Linked DNA regions of Homo sapiens: region 1 is linked to region 2. Evidence: chromatin loops called from intact Hi-C (ENCODE). Cell type or tissue: gastrocnemius medialis. All regions are shown on one strand. Each heading gives the region's core, and the rest is flanking DNA. Links, peaks and the distances in the headings are about the cores only. Region 1 overlaps LARP1 (La ribonucleoprotein 1, translational regulator). Region 2 holds the start of MIR1303 (microRNA 1303).

Region 1 (10,413 bases), core at 971-8,970, 95 kb after region 2:
GATCCACCTGCCTCCCAAAGTGCTGGGATTACAGGCATGAGCCACCGCACCTGGCCTTTTTTTTTTTTTTTTTTTTTTTAAAAGACCTTGCTGTTCTATCCTTTGAGTTACTGTTGGGACAACTGGGAAGAGGGAAGAGTTGCGATAAAGAACAAGGAAGGCTCCATGACTGGAAGTTTAGTCCGCCCAGTTTTTGTACTGGAAGGGCTTATTGCTGATTTCATTAAGAAAACGTACGAATGGGGGCTTCTGTCACCTCAGAATATCTTATACTGTACTCACGTATTTTGGGGTCTCAGTTGACCATGGGTTACAAACTATGGCTAGGGGGGCAGGGATCCACTGTATTGTAAGCTATATATTTTTTCCATTTAGAAACATAGGCTTTCAAGGGGACTTAATCTTTTTGTAACCCTCAAAGCCACCTTAGGAAGGAAGGTAACAGTTTGCTGTTGAGAGAAAGGTTAAGGAACTGTGGCTGTGAAGGCACATACCCAGCTGCTACCTGTGAGCCCTCCACTCTTTCCCTGCCCTCTGCAGGCACGCTGGGGTTGAGGCCTCTGAGCCTGGGCCACAAATCACATGCACACATGTGTAAGTGCATGTTCCCCCACAGCACTGTGCTGGGGGAAGCAGGCACAGATAGGGGAAGATACTTAACCGAGCTGCCACGCAGGGATAGGATATTTAAAACACAAGCACCCTGAACTCCCAGTCCAGTGTTCTTTCCACTCATCTGCCAGATTCTGAGAGCTTCCTGCCTGGTTTTGGAACTACTTGAAGTACAAAGAGGAAACTAATGGAGGGTGGGCAAAGGCCTTCCACTTGGTTTGTCTGGGAGTACCCTCAAGTCTACAGCCTACCCCGCTGATGGAAGCAGGCCAGCACTGGCCTGTCTCTTGGGGAGAACAAATGTGGATAGGCAGTGGGAAAAAGACCAGTTGGGCCAGAGTAGTTGCAGAAGGGGACATGGGTTGGCCTGAGTCAGGTTGGGACATAGAAATCTCTAAATAATTGGTTTGTCCAACAATCCTGCACCCCTAGTGTGGGCACAAGTGCCTCACACTAGGCCACTTTGTGACAAGAACGTCATGCAGGTTTGAGATTTGTAGAAGCCTGGCTTCATTTTTTTTTTTTTTTGTTTCTCCACACCTAAACCGGTGCCTCAGTTTTTCAGCCTGTAAAATTGGGCTGCTTCTTAGATATGCCATTGGCTTGCTGCTGGCCTCCTCCGTCCCTTTGGAGGAGGGCTGAGGATGAGCAGCTGACTTGGGTTAGCCCTCAGATGAAAGGGACCAGAGTACTGATGATTGGGGGTTTAAAGACTGGATGGAGTTTAAATACTGGATGGATCCAGGGAAGCCAGCCTTTCTCTGCATCACTGCATCCCTGCCCCATGCTTGTTTGCACTGCAGGGAGTAGCAGCTATGGCACCCAGCAGCCCTGTGCCAAGTCTCCAGGCTGGGGAGGGTCTGCTCCAGGGAGTGAGGGGGTGCCTTGGTTTGCACTCTGGGAGCCAAATTCCCTCGAGGTAGGATATTGCTCAAGATGGCATTTGCCAGAGCTGAGGAGTCTAAGGCACCATCTTTTCATTTCTCCTGGGGTCTAGTCTTATTACTCAAACCCTTGGATATAACGGGTTGGTACTACCTTTGGGAAGACTTAATCTCTTGCATTTCCTCTGAGGTGGGATTGGAGAGGCAGTAAAGGTCCCTATTGGCTGTTGCTGGGCTTGTAGTTGCTCTGGGATGTTCTCTGCTGTCCCTGCCCCAGGCCTTTTCTGCCCACATATCATCACTGCCATTGCCCCTCTGAGGTGCCAGCTCTTTGGAGATCCTAGACTTGAAGCAGGTCAGAATCTAAAAGGGCTTTGGTCACTAAGAAGCCGTCTGGTCACTTCTTTTACAGAAAACCAAGTCTGTATTTTGACCAAAGTCTCTCAGGTGGCACCAGGGGGGATCACAGTGCCTGCATTAGGATTTGTAGGCTTTGTTTCCTTGAGGAAAGAAACAGTTGAAACTCAGTAATTTCAGGGAAAAAAAGAAAAACAGGAGGCCCTTTGAATGGTCGGTGCTGCCAGGGGGAGATCAGAAGAGGACTAGGGCTGGATATAGTGGCTCACACCTGTAATCCCAGCGCTTTGGGAAGCCAGGGCAAGAGGATCACTTGAGCCTAGGAGTTTCAGTCTAGCTTGGACAAGATGGCAAGACTGTCTCTACAAAAATTAAAATTAGCTGGGTGTCCCAGCTAATTTAGTCACAGCTACTTGGGTGGCTGATCCAGGAAGATCGTGTGAGTTCAGGAGCTTGAGGCTGCGGTGAGCTAGGATTGTGCCACTGCACTCCAGCCTGGGTAACAGAGTGAGACCTCGTATCTAAAAAACGTAAGTGAATAAAAACAAGAACTTCAAATACAAAAATTAGTTGGGTGTGGTGGCAAGCACCTATAGTCCCAGCTACTCAGGGGACTAAGGTGGGAGGATCACCTGAACCCGGGGAGGTCGAAGCTGCAGTGAACTGTGATCATGCCACTGCATTCCAGTCTGGGTAACAAAGTGAGACCCTCCCTCAAAAAAAAAAAAAAAAGGCGACTCCCCTGCGGCTTTGGTGCTTGCTGGAGCCCAGGCCTTCAGGTTGCAGATGGTTCTAGAGCATTGCCTTTGCAATAAACAGTGTTTTTGATTCTTGACTGTTTTTACTCACATCATTCCCTTTTCTGAGTTGCATTATCCCCACCTGGCAGGTGAACTAACGGGCTCAAGAGGAGTGGATTCTGGTGGCCTCAGTCCCCTGTAGGGCCTACAGGCTTGATCTGGAGCCTTTTGGGGACAAGAACCTAATGTTTGTTTCCTGCAGTGCTGAGAGGGGTTTGGGGTAGCCTGGGATTTCATATCCTTGGAGTCAGATACCTTCTCACTGGATAACCTTCGGCTAACCACTTAGCTGCCTTGAGTCTTCTAAAACTGGGATAATAGTCCCTCCATTGTGAGGACTAAAAAACTTAAATGCACAAAAGGGGCACGGCAGGAGGCCTGGCTTCCTGAGGTAAATGCCTAGTAAGTGGTGGCCATTATTACTATTATTAGTATTTTAAAGTAAATATGGCCGGGCTTGGTGGCTTAACTCCTGTAACCCCAGCACTTTGGGAGGTTAAGGTGAGAGTATCCCTTGAGCCCAGGAATTCAAGACCAGCCTAGGCGGCATAGCAAGACCCAGTATCTATTTTATTTTATTTTGTATAGAGACAGAGCATTGGGTGAGCAAACAGTAAGATTTTTAGGGTAAGAGAAGCTGTTCGGCTGTGAGGCAAAAGCAGGTGGACAATTCCCTTCAGAACCTTCATTCTTCTGGCAAAGCCAAGTTTTGGAGCTTGTTACAAAACTTAAACCCCAGCCCAGACTGATCCCTTGTGACCTCATATCTGTCAGGACACTCATCATGTGGCTTCTTGGATCACTGTTGGTTCCTGGTGCTGGAGATTAGACTGGTGGGTAAAGGGAGAGTACCTCCTGCACCTCTCTTCTGGCTGCTGTTTGTGTGTGTAATTGAAACTACCTGCTCTTGTAAACCAATTAAGTCCTGTCTATACAAGTGAGACCCTGCACTGGGGTTTGGAGACCTGGGTTCCTTCCTGGCAGTCTCACTCATTGGCAGCTCAGTTCTTAAACATTAATCTGCCATGAGCAATTGCACAGGAAGCATACAACTGCAGGTGTTCAATTTATGCCCACCTTCTTAAATTAATTTCTGGAGTTTATAGAGGGAGTCAAGAATCTGCATTTCTCCCAAGCCAGCCCCTCTTCCCAGATGCTCTGTAGACCACAGAAGTGGTATTGCAAGCCTGCTAGCTCACTGATCTACAGTTTCTACAAATGTGAAGTGAGTGTTTTTCAAACTACCTTCTGCTCAGGAACTCCTGCTGAATGGGAGTCACTCAGTTTAGTAACATTTCTTTTGGAACAGCTCTGCTATTTTTCTTTTCAAGTAATTTAAGTGTTTAATACATACTAAGGAATATAAATCTAAAATAAATATCAAAACAACCCAAGTACAGTCTCGTGTCACTTAACAGGGATACATTCCGAGAAATGTGTCATTAGTTGATTTTGTCATCGTATGAACCTAGAGTGTACGTACACAAACAAATGGCACAACGTACTATGGACTTAGGTTGTATAGTATAGCCTGTTGCTCCTGGGCTACAAACCTGTGTAGCATGTTCCTATACTGAATACTGTAGGAGTTGTAATACAATGGTAAGTATTTGTGTATCTAAACATAGAAAAAGTATTGTAGGTCGGCCGCGGTGGCTCATGCCTGTAATCCCAGCACTTCCCAGCACTTTGGGAGGTTGAGGCGGGTAGATCGCCTGAGGTCAGGAGTTCAAGAGCAGCCTGGCCAACGTGGTGAAACCCCATCTCTGCTAAAAAAAAAAAAAAATGCAAAAATTAGCTGGGCATGGTGACGGACACCTGTAATCCCAGCTACTGGGGAGGCTGAGGTGGGAGAATCAACTGAATCCAGGAGACAGAGGTTGCAGTGAGCAGAGATCACGCCACTGCACTCCAGCCTGGGTGACAGAGCGAGACTCTGTATCAAAAAGAAAAAGTACTGTAAAAATATGGTATAAAATATGGAATAAAAAGTGTTCCTTCTTCATACCCCCTGCTTCACTTTACTAGCCTTAAAATATTTTTAAAGATTTTTTAAAATGGCACACTGACTATAGTCAGCAATAATTTATTGTACATTTAAAAATAACAAAGTGTAACTGAATTGTTTGTAACACAAAGAAAGGATAAATGCTGGAGATGATGGATACCCCATTTACCCTGATGTGATTATTATACCGTATCAAAGTATCTCAACTACCCCATAAATATGTAAACCTACTATGTACCTACACAAATTAAAAATTAAAAAAATATATATAATAAAGTGGCACACTGGTATAGGGCAGCTCTATTATAATCTTACGGGACCAACTGTCATATTTGTGGATGGAGATGTCATTATTTGGCTCATGACTATACTTACTGCTGGTTTAAGAAGTGCAGGATGGGTGCGGTGACTCACGCCTGTAATCCCAGCACTTTGGGAGGCCGAGGCAGGCGGATCACAAGTTCAGGAGATCGAGACCATCCTGGCTAACACGGTGAAACCCCGTCTCTATTAAAAATACAAAAATTAGCTGGGCGTGGTGGTGGGCGCCTGTAGTCCCAGCTACTCGGGAGGCTGAGGCAGGAGAATGGCGTGAACCCAGGAGTTAGAGCTTGCAGTGAGCCGAGATCGCGCTGCTGCACTCTAGCCTGGGCCACAGAGCGAGACTCCGTCTAAAAAAAAAAAAAAAAAAAGTGCAGCTCTGATTTAAAAATATTAAATATGGTATTGTGGTTTTGGGTACCCCTGTCAGTTTAACAGTTGAAACTCATTAGGTTACATCAAAATAACTGTTAAGTATGTACAGAGAAAACCTACCTTAGAATTACCTAGCAGATTCCTGACTCCACCATTGCTGAGCAAAAAATCTCTGAAGGATGGGACCCAGGAATCTACGTTTTGACAAGCTCCTCACATGATAATTCGAATGCATGCCAAAAATCTTAATAGCTTATCCTGGAAAGCCGGCTGCATTTATGGAGATCAATGGGTATAAGGACAAAATCACAAGATGTTAGAACTGGAAGGACTGTGGATGATAGGATTCTGCCCACCCCTACCACAGGCCTCTGAATAGAGAGACTGAAGACACTGGAGGGTAGTTCTTGCCAAGCATCCATAGCAAGAGCTCTGGTGTCTGCGCCAGGACTGTCAACCAGTCTCTTGACTTCTAGCCCAGGGCTCTGGTCACTCTTCCACTTTCAGTTTGGAACATGGGGCAATAGTCTTTCCTAACTATGGTGTCCAGTTCTAACAAACTAAAAATACAGGGGACACCCAGTTAAATTTGAATTTTAGATAAATCAAATATTTAGTATAAGTATGTCCCAGTATTGCATGGGACATATTTAGTCTATAAAATTACTGTTTATCTGAAATTTAGATTTAACAGAGTGTCCTGAATTGCTATTTGCTAAATCTGGCAACCATATTCTCTCCCCGCTTACCCCACCTTTTTTTGGGCACCAGTCAGGTTCAAGAATTGCCCCAAAGAAATGAAAAATAATTACCATGCATTTATGGTACTATTACTTCATTTAATCTGTTAATCCTGTGAGCTAGCTGTCATGGACCCCATTAATAGTTCAGGAAAGTGAGAGGTTAAGTCTGACTCCTGGGATCATCTCGGTAAGCTGTCATTTTGCCTCCTCATGAACCTAGTTGCTTGGCTCTCATTGATGTGTGGCCCAGTTAATGCCTATCAAGTTACAAGCTACATGAGAGATTGCTCAGTTTTGACTCATCTGCCCCTGGCCTTGTGAGTTACTTAATTGATGATGGCTCTTGGTTAGTACATCCAAGAATGGACTCCAAAGTCCACGCTGTTAACTGCTGCTCTAACCTGTCTCTTAACTCCGTGGCATAGTAAATTGTTGGTAGGGTGGCTTTGGGGTAGGGGTCGGACCCCCTCTACATTCTCTCTTTTTTTTTTTTTTTTTTTTGAGATAGAGTTTTGCTGTTGTTGCCCAGACTGGAGTGCAGTGGCGCAATCTCGGCTCACCGCAACCTCCACCTCCCGGATTCAAGCGATTCTCCTGCCTAAGCCTCCCGAGTAACTGGGATTACAGGCATGCGCCACCACACCTGGCTAATTTTGTATTTTTAGTAGAGACGGGGTTTCTCCATGTTGGTCAGTCTGGTCTCGGACTCCTGACCTCAGGTGATCCGCCTGCCTCGGCCTCCCAAAGTGCTGAGATTACAGGCATGAGCCACTGTGCCCAGCCCCCCTCTACATTCTCTAAAGGGGTGTGCTGGTGCCTTGAGAGCATCCGTGTGCAGGGGTGGGGAGTCTGCAGGTGGGGCAGCACCCTGGCTGCTGAGCCTGTCCTGTCTCCATGTTCATAGCATCCCAGGGCTTAACTCTTTCCCAGTTGGGTTGTAGCATATGACACTGAAGGAGCCTGTAGGCCATCCTGAACTCACCGAGAGAGGCAAATTAGCAGCTCCTGGGAAGCAAGGCTGCCTGGCCAGGCTGGCCTGGATTGGGGGAACTAGTTGCTACTCGAGAACTCCAGCTTCCTATCTGCTTTTGGGATGACCCTCCCTGGAAAGTCCCTCCCACTGCTGTGGAATTTTCAGGCTACCAAATGTGCCCAGCCTGCCTCTCAGGACAGACAGACAGTGAGAAAAAGATCTCCAGGGCCCACTAAGTCTTCCAGAGGGAGCTGAGACATTCAGCCTTCCCTGGCAGGGCTCAAAGAGGAAAAAAGGGATTGGAAATGGGGCCCCTCTCAGAGCCACTTCAAAGCACCCTCCCCTGTGGTCATGTGTTTCAGTTCCATGTGAGTAGTTTTTCTTGACAGTATCGGTAATTTTGGGGAACAGTTCCTGTGACACTTTGGGTCCCTAAGGCCCTGCCCTGACCCTGTGAGTGGATATAGTTGGGCACAGAGTGTATTTTGTTGAGGAGCAGATATTGGCTTCCTGGTTTGCCAAAGAGCTCTAGATTGGGAGACAAGAACTTGATGTTCCAGTGCCAGCTCTACAGCAAATCACTGGTGACTTTGGCCTCTCCTGGTCCTCAGTTTTTCTGTATGTACAATGAGATTCTCAAGTCTTTCCAGCCCTGACTTGGTCTGGGATCACCCTCTCCACTCCAATAATGGGAATAATCCAAAGTAATTTTTTGGGGATTCAGAAGCCTCTTCCAACAAAGGATGCCCTAAGATTGGAAGGACAATAAAAATGAGTTTGTGGGCCGGCCACGGTGGCCCATACCTGTAATCCCAGTACCTTGGGAGGCTGAGGCGGGTGGATCACTTGAGGTCAGGAGTTCAAGACCAGCCTGGCCAACATGGTGAAACCCCATCTCTACTGAAAATACAAAAAATTAGACAGGCTTGGTGGCTCGCGCCTGTAGTCCCAGCTACTCGGGAGGCTGAGGCAGGAGAATTGCTTGAACTTGGGAGGTGGAGGTGGCAGTGAGCCTAGATTGTGCCACACCCACTGCACTCCAGCCTAGGTGACAGAGTGAGACTCCGTCTCAAAAAATAAAAAAATGAGTTTGTGTTACCTGAGGTGGTGGCTGACCACCAAGGACAGGAAGAAAACCTCTGAGCTTGGCAGCCTCCCACATCAGGGTAATGGAGTCAGGTGTGCGTGTAGTTGTGTGTGCCTAGCAACCTGTCTGAGACGATTGGCTTCTGAAGTCCAGGGCCTAGGAAAGCCCAAGGGAGCCCCGCAAGCTGATTGTGCATAGCTCATTTGTTTAACTGGGAATCATCATCATACCTACCTTCTGGGCTCACGCCTGTAATCCCAGCACTTTGGGAGGCCGAGGCGGGCGGATCACGAGTCAGGAGATCGAGACCATCCTGGCTAATATGGTGAAACCCTGTCTCTACTAAAAATACAAAAAAATTAGCTGGGCATGGTGACACACACCTGTAATCCCAGCTACTCGGGAGGCTGAGGCAGGAGAATGGCGTGATCCTGGGAGGCGGAGCTTGCAGTGAGCCGAGATGGCGCCATTGCACTCCAGCCTGGGTGACAAGAGTGAGACTCCGTCTCAAAAAAAAGGAAAAAAAAAACGGAAAAATAAATGAGCTACTACATGTAAAAAACTTTGGCATCATGCAAAGACATTGTAAGGCAAGCTTGTCCAAAGGACGGCTTTGAATGCGTCCTGACACAAATTTGTACTTTCTTAAAACATTGAGATTTTCTTGCAATTTTTGTTTTTTAGGTTCATCAGCTATCATTAGTGTTAGTGTGTTTTACGTGTGGCCCAAGACATTAATTCTTCCATTGTGGCTCAGGGAAGGCAAAAGATTGGACACCTCTGTAGTAAGCTCTCAGTAATTGATTGCAGTCTAGTGGAGTTGAGATACACACAGATGCAACCATTTCAGGCGGTAGTGAGTACCCTGAAGATCTTAAATTGTAGACTGAGTTAGAACTTGATCCAGAGTTGCTGGTTTTGTGGCACTTTACATTGGGCAGTCAGGAAGCCTCCTGAGGAGAATTTATATTGAGATCTATGACTAGATCTGAGGAGTCAGTCATCTTGCTCTTCAACATTGTGACCTTGGGCGAGTCCCTTCCTTCAGTTTCATTTTCTGGACAACTGGAATAATTGTGTCTTTTTGAGATAATTAAGTAAAATCATACACAGCAACTTAGGTCAGTTTTTGGTACCTAGTCTTTATGCAGTAAAAGGTGATTATTATTACTGTTCTAACTAGAACCAAATGTGCTCTTTAGAAAAGGCTGGGTTAGGGAGCTGGCACTTGGAGGCCAGGAGCTTTAGTGGCCGCTGATATATTTCAGCTGTGTTGATTATTGATCAGCTTTGAAGCAAGATTTCAGGGACTGGTACCAGCAGTGGGAGTGGCCACAGCCACCCGAGGGTGGCTGGGTCCACATCTGGGCGGGGAGAGTGGGAGCACTGGGCCACCTGGGTCACCACAGGCTAAAGATAGTCAGCTGGGGCTGGGCCTGGGCTGGGCCAGGCTGGCCAGCATCATGTGACTGGAGCCTGGCCCACCCTTGCTCCTCCTCCCGGGCCAAGGGGATGCAGACTCTGCATTCCTGAGCTGACTGGTGGTCTGCAGCTTCCTTTCAGTGGGAACTCAAGATGATCTGACCTGAACATTTCTCTCCTTCCCTTTCTCTGCCCACTCCTCTCCCTAAGAATGCCCTTCCAGCCCCTCCTGCATTTCATCCGCAGGTCTAGGGAAATTTGGGTGGGAGGACTGGGCAGAGAGGCCTCTGAGAGATGGTACCGACAGCAGCAGCTGGTGACCAAGGTGAGGAGGGCTAACATGGCATTCTCTTTACTCCATAGAAGAATGTTCCTGCTTAGGGGGTCCTGGGGTCAGTCAGTATGGGAGGAAAGGCCTGTGGGTCTCCAGGCTCCCCTCTATGACTCCACCCCATCCCCAGGATGAATGACAGCTGAAAGTAGCCAGGCTTTTCAGTTAATCTGTCCCCAGGCTGGCCTGGGAGGGACAGGCACAGGTGGGTAGTATAACCCAGGCACTCTTTCCTGCCTGCCTCACCCTCCCTTCAGATGGTATTGCTGCCTTCCACAGTCAGGGTCCCTGGACACAGGCTTAGGGAGATAGTGGTGGCCTTCCTTATATCTGGGGGCTGAGGGTGGGGCACAATCCATGTCAGCTGGATCCCCCTGAGCAGCCTCTGGGAGAACTGAGAGGAACTGGGAGGTGGGTCTGGAAGGAATGTCTCTTTCTTCATAGTGCTGCCAGTGCCAGAGTGCTGGAGTTAGACTCAAACTGGGTGTGCTTGGTGGTAG
Region 2 (10,413 bases), core at 706-8,705:
GCAGGAGGATCACTTGAGCCCAGGAGTTCAAGATCAGCCTGGGCAATAGAGCAAGACCTCATCTCTACTAACAATTAAAAAAAAAAAAAAAAAATTGGCCAGGCGCAGTGGCTCATGCCTGTAATCCCAGCACTTTGGGAGGCCGAGGCGGGCGGATCATCTGAGGTCAGGAGTTCAAGACCAGCCTGACCAACATGGAGAAACCCCGTCTCTACTAAAAATACAAAATTAGCTGGGCGTGGTAGCACATACCTGTAATCCCAGCTACTCAGGAGGCTGAGGTGGGAGAATCCCTTGAACCTGGGAGGCAGAGGTTGTGGTGGTGAGCTGAGATCGTGCCATTGCACTCCAGCCTGGGCGACAAGAGTGAAACTCTGTCTTTAAAAAAAAAAAAAATTAGCTGGGCATGGTGGCACATGCCTCTAGTCCCAGCTACTTGGGAGGCTGAGGCAGGAGGATCCCTTGAGCCCAGAGTGTTGAGGCTGCAGTGAGCAGTGATCACACCACTACACTCCAGCCTAAGCGACACAGCAAGTCCCTGTCTCAAAAAAAAAAAAAAGAATAGCAATGATGATAGCTACTAGGCTGTGTGTGGTGGCTCACATGCGTAATCCCAGCACCCTGGGAGGCCCAGGCGGACGGAACACCTGAGGTCAGGAGTTCAAGACCAGCCTAGCCAACATGGTGAAACCCCGTCTCTACTAAACAAACAAACAAACAAAAATTAGCCAGGTGTGGTGGCATACGCCTGTAATCCCAGCTACTTGGGAGGCTGGGGCAGGAGAATCGCTTGAACCCAGGAAGTGGAGGTTGCAGTGAGCCAATATCACACCACTGCACTCCAGCCTGGGCAACAGAGTGGGACTCTGTCTCTAATAATAATAATAATAATAATGGCTGCTATTTAGTAAGCGCTTACCACATGGCTAGCATCCTTTACATGCACTATCTCATTTAATCTTGAGAGACAGGGCCTCTTACTTTTCCCCATTTTAGAAATGAGGAAGCTGAGGCACAGAGAGGTGAGGTGCTTTGCCCAAGATTACACAGACTCACGTAATCAGGTATAGGAGCCCTCACCCTTAACCACCTTGCTCTGCAGCATCCCAGGAGGAATGGAGCAAAGGGCCCTGTAAACACTAGGAACACTGCAGGGATTGAGGAGAACAGAAGGGGCAGAGTGAGGTCATGCAGTAAAGGAACAGTCCAGAGGAGAGACTTTCCCAAGTGGCAGACACAGCGGTGGCATGGAGTCCTCTGTGAGCACCACCATCTGTCTGTCTTCTCTGTAGTGGGAGTGTTGGACCTCTTGTGTGTGTGGTAGAGCCACCACACTCTCTAGCACCTGCTCCCCAGGACCCTGAGCTGCTACAGTGGCAGGGTCCCGCAGCAGCATGGACGCCCTGCTGAGGCCTGGGTTTGGACATGCCAAGAGCCCTGCTGACAGCTCTGCCTTGCCCTTCCTGAATTCCTGCCGTGGTCACAACACAGCACTGGCTCATTAAAATCAGGGTCTGCCAGAGGGGAAAGCCAGGCCATTTCATTTGCCAAGATGCAACAGCATAAGATGGCTGGACACGGTGGCTCACATCTGTAATCCCTTCGCACTTTGTGGGGTGGAGGAGGGCAGATAGATTGAGCCCAGGAGTTCAAGACCAGCCTGGGCAACATGGTGAAACCCCATCTCTACCAAAAATACAAAAGTTAGCCAGGAATGGTGGCATGTGCCTAGTAAGCAGCTACTCAGGAGGCTGAGGTGGGAGGATCCCTTGAGCCCGGAAAGTCAAGGCTGCCATGAGCCGTGATCATGCCAGTGCACTCCAGCCTGGGCAGTGGAGATATAGTAGCATAAAATGGGACCAGTTTTGGCCCAACACCATCGTGTGGTGTTCTTGCTCAACCAGGAAAACAAACTCACAGAACCAGCAGTGTCCACAGCTCTGGGCCAGAGAGGGTCAGCAGGTTCGGGGCACTTCTCCTCCAGGCTCTGACCCCAGGGAACTCCTGTGATTCAAATAATAATAAGAGCTATAGAGGTGTCTATCAGGCCCCAAGCCCTGTGCCTTCTGTGCCTGGGAGACAGAGAGGTTGAGTTGCTAGGAAAGGTGGCCCGGCTAGTAAGCCTTCTGTTGACTGTGGCAAAGACAAGGGGCTACCTGCACGGTCATGAAGATCACCGTGAAAGAAGAGGGACAGCTGAAGACACTGGACAAGGTGGAGTTGTTGCAGCCCCTCAGAAAACACTTACATGAGGGGAGGCAGGACAGTGTAGTGCTGTGGCTCTCAATCTCAGACGATTTTGTCCCCAGTGGACTTCTGGAAATGTTTAGAGACATTTTGGTTTGCATATCTGGAGAGGGAGGTGCTATTGGCATCTACTGGGTAAACACGAGGGATGCTGCTAATTATGCTACAATGCACAGGACAGCCACCCGCAACGCTGAATTATCTGGCCCAAAACGTCAATAGTGGTTGAGAGGGCATGGGGCCTCAGAATCCAACAGGGGCATCACCAACAGGGCTTAATCTCCTGCTCCCCCTCTGTAAAACTGGGGATACCAAATTTCTGCCTCACAGAGCTGACCTATTGCCTGTTAAGTGCTTTCTGCAGGCAGGCTCATAGTAATGCTCCACCATTGTTGCCATGTTCATTACCAAGGATGTGCACTCTGCAGAAGAGCACTGACCAGGTAGACCCAGAGAAGGGCCATGAGAGAAACTGATCCAACGCTTGAGAGGGCGGAAGATGCCAGAAGAGGCCGTGATTACCCATTCTGGCATTCAGCGCTTTCCCTGGTCTTGTTTCAGCCTACTTTGCTTGCCTGGCCTCCGGCTGCTCTGGGTGGTCTATTCAGTGGGCCAGCACACATGCAACTTCTTCCTGTGTCTACCGTCCCCACCTCACAAGAACCTCTTCCTCCAAGGAGCCGCCTTGACCAGCCCAACCCTTAAGAATCACATAGCCCTTATCACAAATGGATCGACAGGGTGGCTACAGAGATGCTAGACACAATCATATCCATAAAGACTCTGAAAAACAGACATACATTCTCAATTATACACACAGACACACACATGCAACCTCAAGATGCCCTGTAGCCCTGGTCACAGACTGATCACAAATGTATTACCATACACATGCACACACACAAATATCCAAGCATAACACGATCTCAGACAGGAGTCCCGTATACACATACACATTTATACAATACTGGCACACACAAAAAACCCCCACACATACCCCCCAAGGATATGCTGTCACATTCACAAACTCATAAATTCACATAAATATGCATATTTAAAACAAACTCAGGAAAGCCCATAGGTCTTATACAGTTAACACCTAGGCATATAAAGATACACACCTGTCCATATACACAGAAATGTATTCTTGGCACACGACCTCATATACAGCTATTAATGTGCTTACATACATAAGGCATACATATATACACATTATTCAATGACACATACACTCCTATATATTCACCCAAACACACATATGTAACAGACATACAAAAAGACATTTAAAAAAATTCCATTTGTCCTCTTCTATACACACAGATGTACTCCCATAGTACATTTTATTCATTCATCATTTATATTACAAAACATTGCTAAGGAAACTTCCTTGGTGTGACTTCCAAATTCAACCTTGTGTTATAGCTACTTGTGTAGACTAGCAAAAATGCATCGAGTAGGCTCATTTCTCCCTTTAAATTTCCACTTGCGGATACGCCTTGTGGATTTGCTTTCTCCCCTGCAAGCCCTCACCTCTCTCTGTCCCCCTTTTTTTTTTTGAGACAGGGTTGCCCAGGCTGGAATGCAGTGGCACGATCTTGCCTCACTGTAGCCTCCGCCTCCCAGGTTCAAGTGATTCTCCTGCCTCAGCCTCCCAAGTAGCTGGGACTTCAGGCGCGCGCCACCACGCCCAGCTAATTTTTGTATTTTTAGTAGAGACGGGGTTTCGCCATGTTGGCCAGGCTGGTCTTGAACTCCTGACCTCAGGTGATCCGGCCGCCTCGGCCTCCCAAAGTGCTGGGATTGCAGGCGTGAGCCACCGCGCCCGGCCCCTCTGTCCCTTTTTGACTGCCCAGTCCCCCAGGCCTCCGCTGGAAGGCGCTCACTAAAGGTTCAGAGTCCGAAGCCGCATTCCCGGGCACCCTCCCCGGCCCCTCCCATCCCACAGAGGCAGGGGTGGGTCCGTGGGTGTGGCAATGAACCACGTGTACCCACGGGACTCTCGAAGTGGGGGAGGGGAAGGGGCGCAGCACGCCACCCTCCTTTCTCCGCCCCTGCCCTACCCTCTCCGCTGTTCCCCCACTGTCCTCCCCCAGCCCAGCCCAACCTCAGCCGGCCGCGGGAGGAGGCGGGAGCTGGGGCTTCGAACTGCCCCCTCCCACCTCCGCCTCTCCCCCGTCTCCTCTCCCCCTTTCCTCTTTCTCCTCCCCCATCCCACTTCTCTCTCCTTTTCCTCTTTCTTTCTCCCCTCCTCCCTCCATTCCACCCGCCTCCTTTTACCCCGCCCTGCCAGTCGTCCTCCCCCTCGCCCCCTCCGCCTCCCTCCAGCTCCGCCGCCAGAGGCTGAGTCATCGCTGCTGCGGCGCTGCCGGCCGTGCTGGGAGAGCAGGCGAGCAGGTAGGGAGGGTGTGAAGCAAGCGACGCCGTGCGACCCGGCACCACCGTCTGGGCCCTTTCCCGGAGAGGCCTGGGGAGGGGGCACCGAAAGGGGCCCGGGCCGCGGTGGGGGACGGGCGACGGGCCCCGGAAAGGCACAGATCTTACCCCTCAACCCCCATCCTTACAGGAGCCGCTTTGCAGCATTCTCAGCCGCACATGCAAATTAATACCTAACATTAGGGTGGCATCTGGGCCAGGCAAGTCAAACTGACGGCCCACGGACAGATCTGGCCGGCACCTGATATTTATTTGGCTCACACAGTGTTGTGTTTGTTTGTTCTGAAGTTTTAACTATTAATAGTTGCCAATACTTAAACATCACTCATTTCTTGGAAAATCAGATTCCCAACTCAAAAAATTAGAATATATGTCAACGTATTTCCCATGATAACTCTAGCCTATTTCTGAGTGGGGATACCTTTGTGTAGTCAGGGCATTGCACCCTCCCTACCTGCTCGCCCTCTAGTTTGCCACAGTCTCCGCTACTCCCTACTGTTTCACCTAGGCCACTGAACTTCCTTTGTGTTTCCTGCCAGGCCTCATATGGAATGATTCCTAGTCTAGTCCACCCCATTCATATTTTACATGGGGATTAGGAAGTGAGGGTAGGGCATTTCCCAAAGTCACATGTGGCCTTAAAGCTGAAGGGGAACCCTGCTTTTCCTCACCCACTAATCTTTTCTACCAAACCATTCTGACTCCTTTGGTATGCAGGCTAACATAGGGAATTCTTTTGTGAAAAGTGTGTTCCAGAAAATTATCTGGGGATCAGAGTAGACCTCAAATGGGAGATGATTTGGAGCATACAGCACCTCGTCTTTGGAGTTGATGGTAGCTTCTCACAGTCTTTCCCTTGGAGTGGAAATAGATGACAAAACTAGGGTGGATAGATGAATGGAACAGTTGGCCAATCTGGTATATTTGGTTATAAGAAGTTGTTTTCGGGTCATTGGAAACCTGGCTTATGAGACACTGTTGCATAAGGGCTACAAAGGCAATATGCCACTTTGCTTGGATTATTCTCTAGTCTAGTGCTTCTCAGCTCCTAATGTGTACATGATTCCTGTAAAGTGTAGATTCTGACGTGGCACGATGGCTCACACCTGTAATCCCAGCACTTTGGGAGGCCAAGGCAGGATAATTGCTTGAGCCCAGGAAATTTGAGACCAGCCTGGGCAACATGGTGAGATCCCTATCTCTACAAAAAAATTAAAAATTAGTTGGGCGTGGTGGCCTGTGCCAGCTACTTGGGAGGCTTAGGCAGGAGGATCCCTTGAACTCAGGAGGTGGGGACTATAGTAAGCTGTGTTTGTGCCCCTATACTCTAGCCTGGGCAACACAGTGAGACCCTTTCACACACACACACAAAAAAATTGTAGATTCTGATTCAGTAGGGCTGGATGGAACGAACCCAAGATCCTGCATTTCTGACAAACTTCCAGGTGATGCCAGTGTTGCAGGCCCCTAGACCCTCCTGCCTTTGAGTAGCAAGGGTGTGCACTCCTTGCGCTTCCGGTCTATTCATGGGTACCATTGCTGCATGACGGCCAAGAGAAGGGGTTTGAAGTCCCACAGTGGACTTCACAGTGGATCCCAGCCTACCCCTTAACAGTCAGCTAACCTTAGGCCAGCTGCTCATCCTCTCTGTGCCTCCATTTTTTCATCTGTTCCATTGAAATCAAATAATACTTCCTTAGGAGCATAAAAAAGGCAGAATGAATGTATGACCCCAGCACAGTCTGTGCCTCATGGCAGGCCCTCTGTAAAGATAGTTTCTACCATTGTGCACTCTCTCATGGGCAGTGAAACCCAGAAATGACGTGGTTAGGGAGTGGGATATGGAAGGGATATGGAAGGTATTTCAGGATAAGAATTGTACCCCTTGGCTGGGCGCGGTGGCTCATGCCTGTAATCTCAGCACTTTGTGAGGTGGAGGTGGGCAGATCACAAGGTCAGCAGTTCGACACCAGCCTGACCAACATGGTGAAACTTCGTCTCTACTGAAAATACAGAAATTAGCTGGGCATGGTGACGCGCACCTGTAATCCCAGCTACTAAGGAGGCTGAGGCAGGAGAATCACTTGAACCCGGAGGGTGGAGGTTGCAGTGAGCTGAGATCGCGCCACTGCACTCCAGCCTGGGTGACAGAGTGAGACAACATCTCAGAAAAAAAAAAAAAAGAATTGCACTCCTTAATGTGGCCTTCTGAGCCATGCAGGGTGGTCACTGCCCAGCCTACCCCTTAATGCTCTCCTACCTCTGTCCATGCTTCCACCACAACGGCCACCTATTAGGTCCTTTGGCCATGGTACCTTCTCCCCTCAGAGGCCTTGCACATGCTGTTCCTCATATTCCAAGCTGGCTGGCCCCTTCTTATCCTTCAGTCTCAGCTCCTATGTTACTTCCTTGGGGTGCCTTCCCTGATCTCAGAAGTCTAAGGGTTTAGCGTAGAAAGTGGGGAGCAGGGAACATCTCTTTGGGCTGCATGTACATAGGGAAGTCACCGTATCTACTTAGATTCTAAGTTTATTTAAAGCAGCTTTGGATAGGGGTGAACTAAACGCTGCCTCTGCTAGTCTATACGATGCCTTTGTGCAGATTAGAAAAAGGGGTCGGGCACAGTGGCTCGCACCTGTAATTCCAACACTTTGGGAGGCCAAGTGGGAGAAACACTTGAGGCCGGGAGTTTGAGATCAGGCTGGGCAACATAGCGAGACCTCAACTCTACAATTTTTTTTTTTTTAAATTTTAGAGACGGGGTCTTGCTCTGTTGCCAGGCTTTGTGCAGCATGTAAACTGTACAGCCCTAAGTGGGAGCCCTACTGCTAATGCTTCCCCAAGCTACCTCGTGATTCGGTTAATCCTCCTTTGCCTGGATTAAGTCTCTTTTATAAACTTTCTTAACCCCATAAAACTCATCACAATTGGGATTAGGTATCTAGGGAGTTATTTATTTAAAATCTGCCCCCTACACTAGACTGTACTGCATCAAGGCAAAGACATATCCATCTTGTTCTAGGCTGTATCACTAGTGCTTAGTACGGTTCCTGCACCATAGCAGGTGCTCCACAAATGTTTTCTGGATATTTCAGGAGCTCATTCTGTACCAGGAAAGCTAAGACTCTTACTGAAACAACTGTGGGCATAGGATGAGACAGGCACAGAGCTAAATGTGTGGTGCAGCCCCAGTGAGGGAGATGTCACTTCTGGCTGCGGGGATGCTCCGGAAGAGGTGGTGTTTTGGCTGGGTCTGACGGAACAGATGGAGTTCATTAGACTTAGATGGGTGGGGGAGTGTTCTTGGCATTGGGAATAGCAAAAGCAAAGGTGCAGAGGGAAAAAAGTTCAATGTGTTCCTAAGACAAGTCACAAATTGTGATCAGCAGAGTGGCCAAATATGTTTTGTGAATTACCTGCCAATATTTATTTTAAAATCAGGAGATTTCACATAAAGATCCAGATTTTCCAATTCTCTTGAAAAATCGAAAGGTCCCACCAGGTAGCAATAGACTGGCACTGAGAAGTGGCCGTTCGTTTTGAAGGTGTGGGCTTACTCCAGTTTGCCACAGTCCTTACCTTTCCCAATTGCATCACACCCAGCTCTCTTCACTCATTACTGTCCCTTTCTGGCTTTGGAGATGGCCGACAGACTGTTTGATTGGCACACATGGGAGTTGTAAGGAAGATTGGTTCAGATCCTACAGACCCTTAAATGCCAGCTAATTAAGTAACCTGGTAACTGCAGGGATTGCAGGGGTCTTCTCCAGTCCCATGGATCACTGTCCAAGTATCCCTTGGCAGAGCCATGCCTGACTTCAGAAGAAGGAACTTCAGGCCAAGAAGGCTGGTGAAGTTCTGGAAACCAAGGAAGCAGAGAGCTCTGCATGAGCCTTTCCTAGAGAGAAATCAGTCTCTGTCTCTCTTAGACCGACCCCTCAGTCACAGCATGGTGCTGTGATTTTGCCAAGAGGCAGGGGTGGGTCTGGGGGAAGATGGACGGTGCTTCCAAAAGGCTAAATTTTAGTCTCAAAGGTTTCTGATTGCGGACACATAGGTGATATCTAACTTGCTTTTGTTTAGCCTTGAATATTTTCAAATATAATCTTCAATATTTCTGTTACAATATTGTAGCTTGCTTCTGTTTATAAAAATAATGCAGCATTTGAAAAAAAATTGGAGAACATAGAAAAATAAAGATGAAGATAATAATCTGTAGTAATCTTCCCACCCAGATGTAACATGTTAACATGTTGGTGGATTTCCTTATGTTTATTTTTTTCAGTGTATTTATACTTTTGTGTGTTGTGTGTGTGTGTTTGTGAGACGGAGTCTCACTCTGTCACCTAGGCCGGAGTGCAGTGGCGTGATCTCGGCTCACTGCAAGCTCCGCCTCCTGGGTTCACACCATTCTCCTGCCTCAGCCTCCCTAGTAGCTGGGACTACAGGCACCCACCACCACACTCGGCTAATTTTTTGTATTTTTAGTGGAGACGGGGTTTCACCGTGTTAGCCGGGATGATCTCAATCTCCTGAACTCGTGATCTGCCTGCATCGGCCTCCCAAAGTGCTGGGATTACAGGCGTGAGCCACTGCGCCCGGCCTGTATTTATATATAAGTTGGGAGGCTGGGCACTCATGCCAGAGCTTTGGAAGGCGAAGGTGGCAGGAAAGTTTGAGGCTAGGAGTTCAAGACCAGCCAGGATAACACGAGAGAACCTGTCTCAACAAAAAAAATTTTTTAATTAGTCGAGCTGCAGCCAGCTCTGCCTCTTGTCAGGGCCTGGAGTCCTGGGTGAATCCTGCAGGTTTTTGGTTGCACTGGCCCAGGGAAGAAGTTGGGGTTTGTCAGGTGGGCTCTCCTGGGGGTCCTCTAGTGGCAGAAGTGAGTAGGGGATTATCCGAGGCATCTGGAGATGCATGTCCCTCAGTTTCCCTGTGCCTCCCTTTCTGAGTAGGTGTACAAATGAGTGACCTAGGCCAAGAAGTGAGTTGCCACAGTGAAATGGGTTGGTTTTTGTCTTTGATGCTTCGGGTCTGGGCCCCTTGCATTTGCAGCCTGTTGTGACAGACACAGGGAGCTCTATGTGCCAGCCTGTGGCTGCCCTGATGTTGGGTGTCCTGGGGGTGGCGAGGCTCCTGCAGTCTCATCCGGGGAGGGGGTGTGCTGTGCTGAGCACTCTATCCCTGAATATAGTTTATTTTTTCTACATTTGAATTCTGTTATAGATTTATGTAAAAATACATTCTCTTTTTGAAGAATGAAAAAGTTCACATCTTAAAAAAAAAATTAGCTGGGCAGGCCAGGCGAGGTGGGTCAAGCCTGCACTTGGGGAGGCTGAGTGGGCAGATCACGTGAGGCCAAGAGTTTGAAACCAGTCTGGCCAACATGGTGAAACCCTGTCTCTTTCTGGCTAAAAATACAAAAATTATCCAGGTGTGGTGGTGGATGCCGGTCATCCTAGCTACTTGGGAGGCTGAGGAGGAGAATCACTTGAACCCAGGAGGCAGAGGTTGCAGTGAGCCAAGATCACACCCCTGCACTCCAGCCTGGGCGGCAGAGGAAGACTCCATCTCAAAAAAAAAAAAAAAAAAAAAAATTAGCTAGGGCTAGTGGCACATGCCTGTAGTCCTAGCTACTTGGAAGGCTGAGGTAGGAGGATCTCTTGAGTCTGGAAGGTTGAGGCTGCAGTGAGCCATGAATGCATCACTTCATTCCAGCCTGGGTGACAG

What was found. Peaks named below come from ENCODE experiments on the same cell type or tissue, not always from the same donor. Only the 100,000 strongest peaks of a DNase experiment are listed, where the experiment ranks them.
Region 1: it touches region 2 in a loop (6-fold over the local background); 4 of 110 quality-filtered maps call a loop at or near these places.

Annotation. Positions count from the first base shown.
Region 1 is chr5:154,772,925-154,783,337 of GRCh38, forward strand. All of the region lies in intron 1 of LARP1 (La ribonucleoprotein 1, translational regulator), which reads left to right. Among named protein-coding and RNA genes, the nearest start is that of LARP1, 23 kb to the left of the region's middle. RefSeq lists enhancers at 2,691-3,269, 9,061-9,687, 9,365-9,464. In gastrocnemius medialis, for the core only: no CTCF peak of the experiment used is centred there; DNase peaks (open chromatin) are centred at 3,557, 5,807 and 6,377; H3K4me3 peaks cover 402 bases; H3K27ac peaks cover 7,321 bases.
Region 2 is chr5:154,678,397-154,688,809 of GRCh38, forward strand. MIR1303 (microRNA 1303) reads left to right here and starts at 7,380; the gene lies at 7,380-7,465. It also overlaps a transcript of LARP1 not described here. RefSeq lists silencers at 4,153-4,352, 4,393-4,872. In gastrocnemius medialis, for the core only: a CTCF peak has its summit at 4,105; DNase peaks (open chromatin) are centred at 4,235 and 4,565; H3K4me3 peaks cover 1,813 bases; H3K27ac peaks cover 7,447 bases.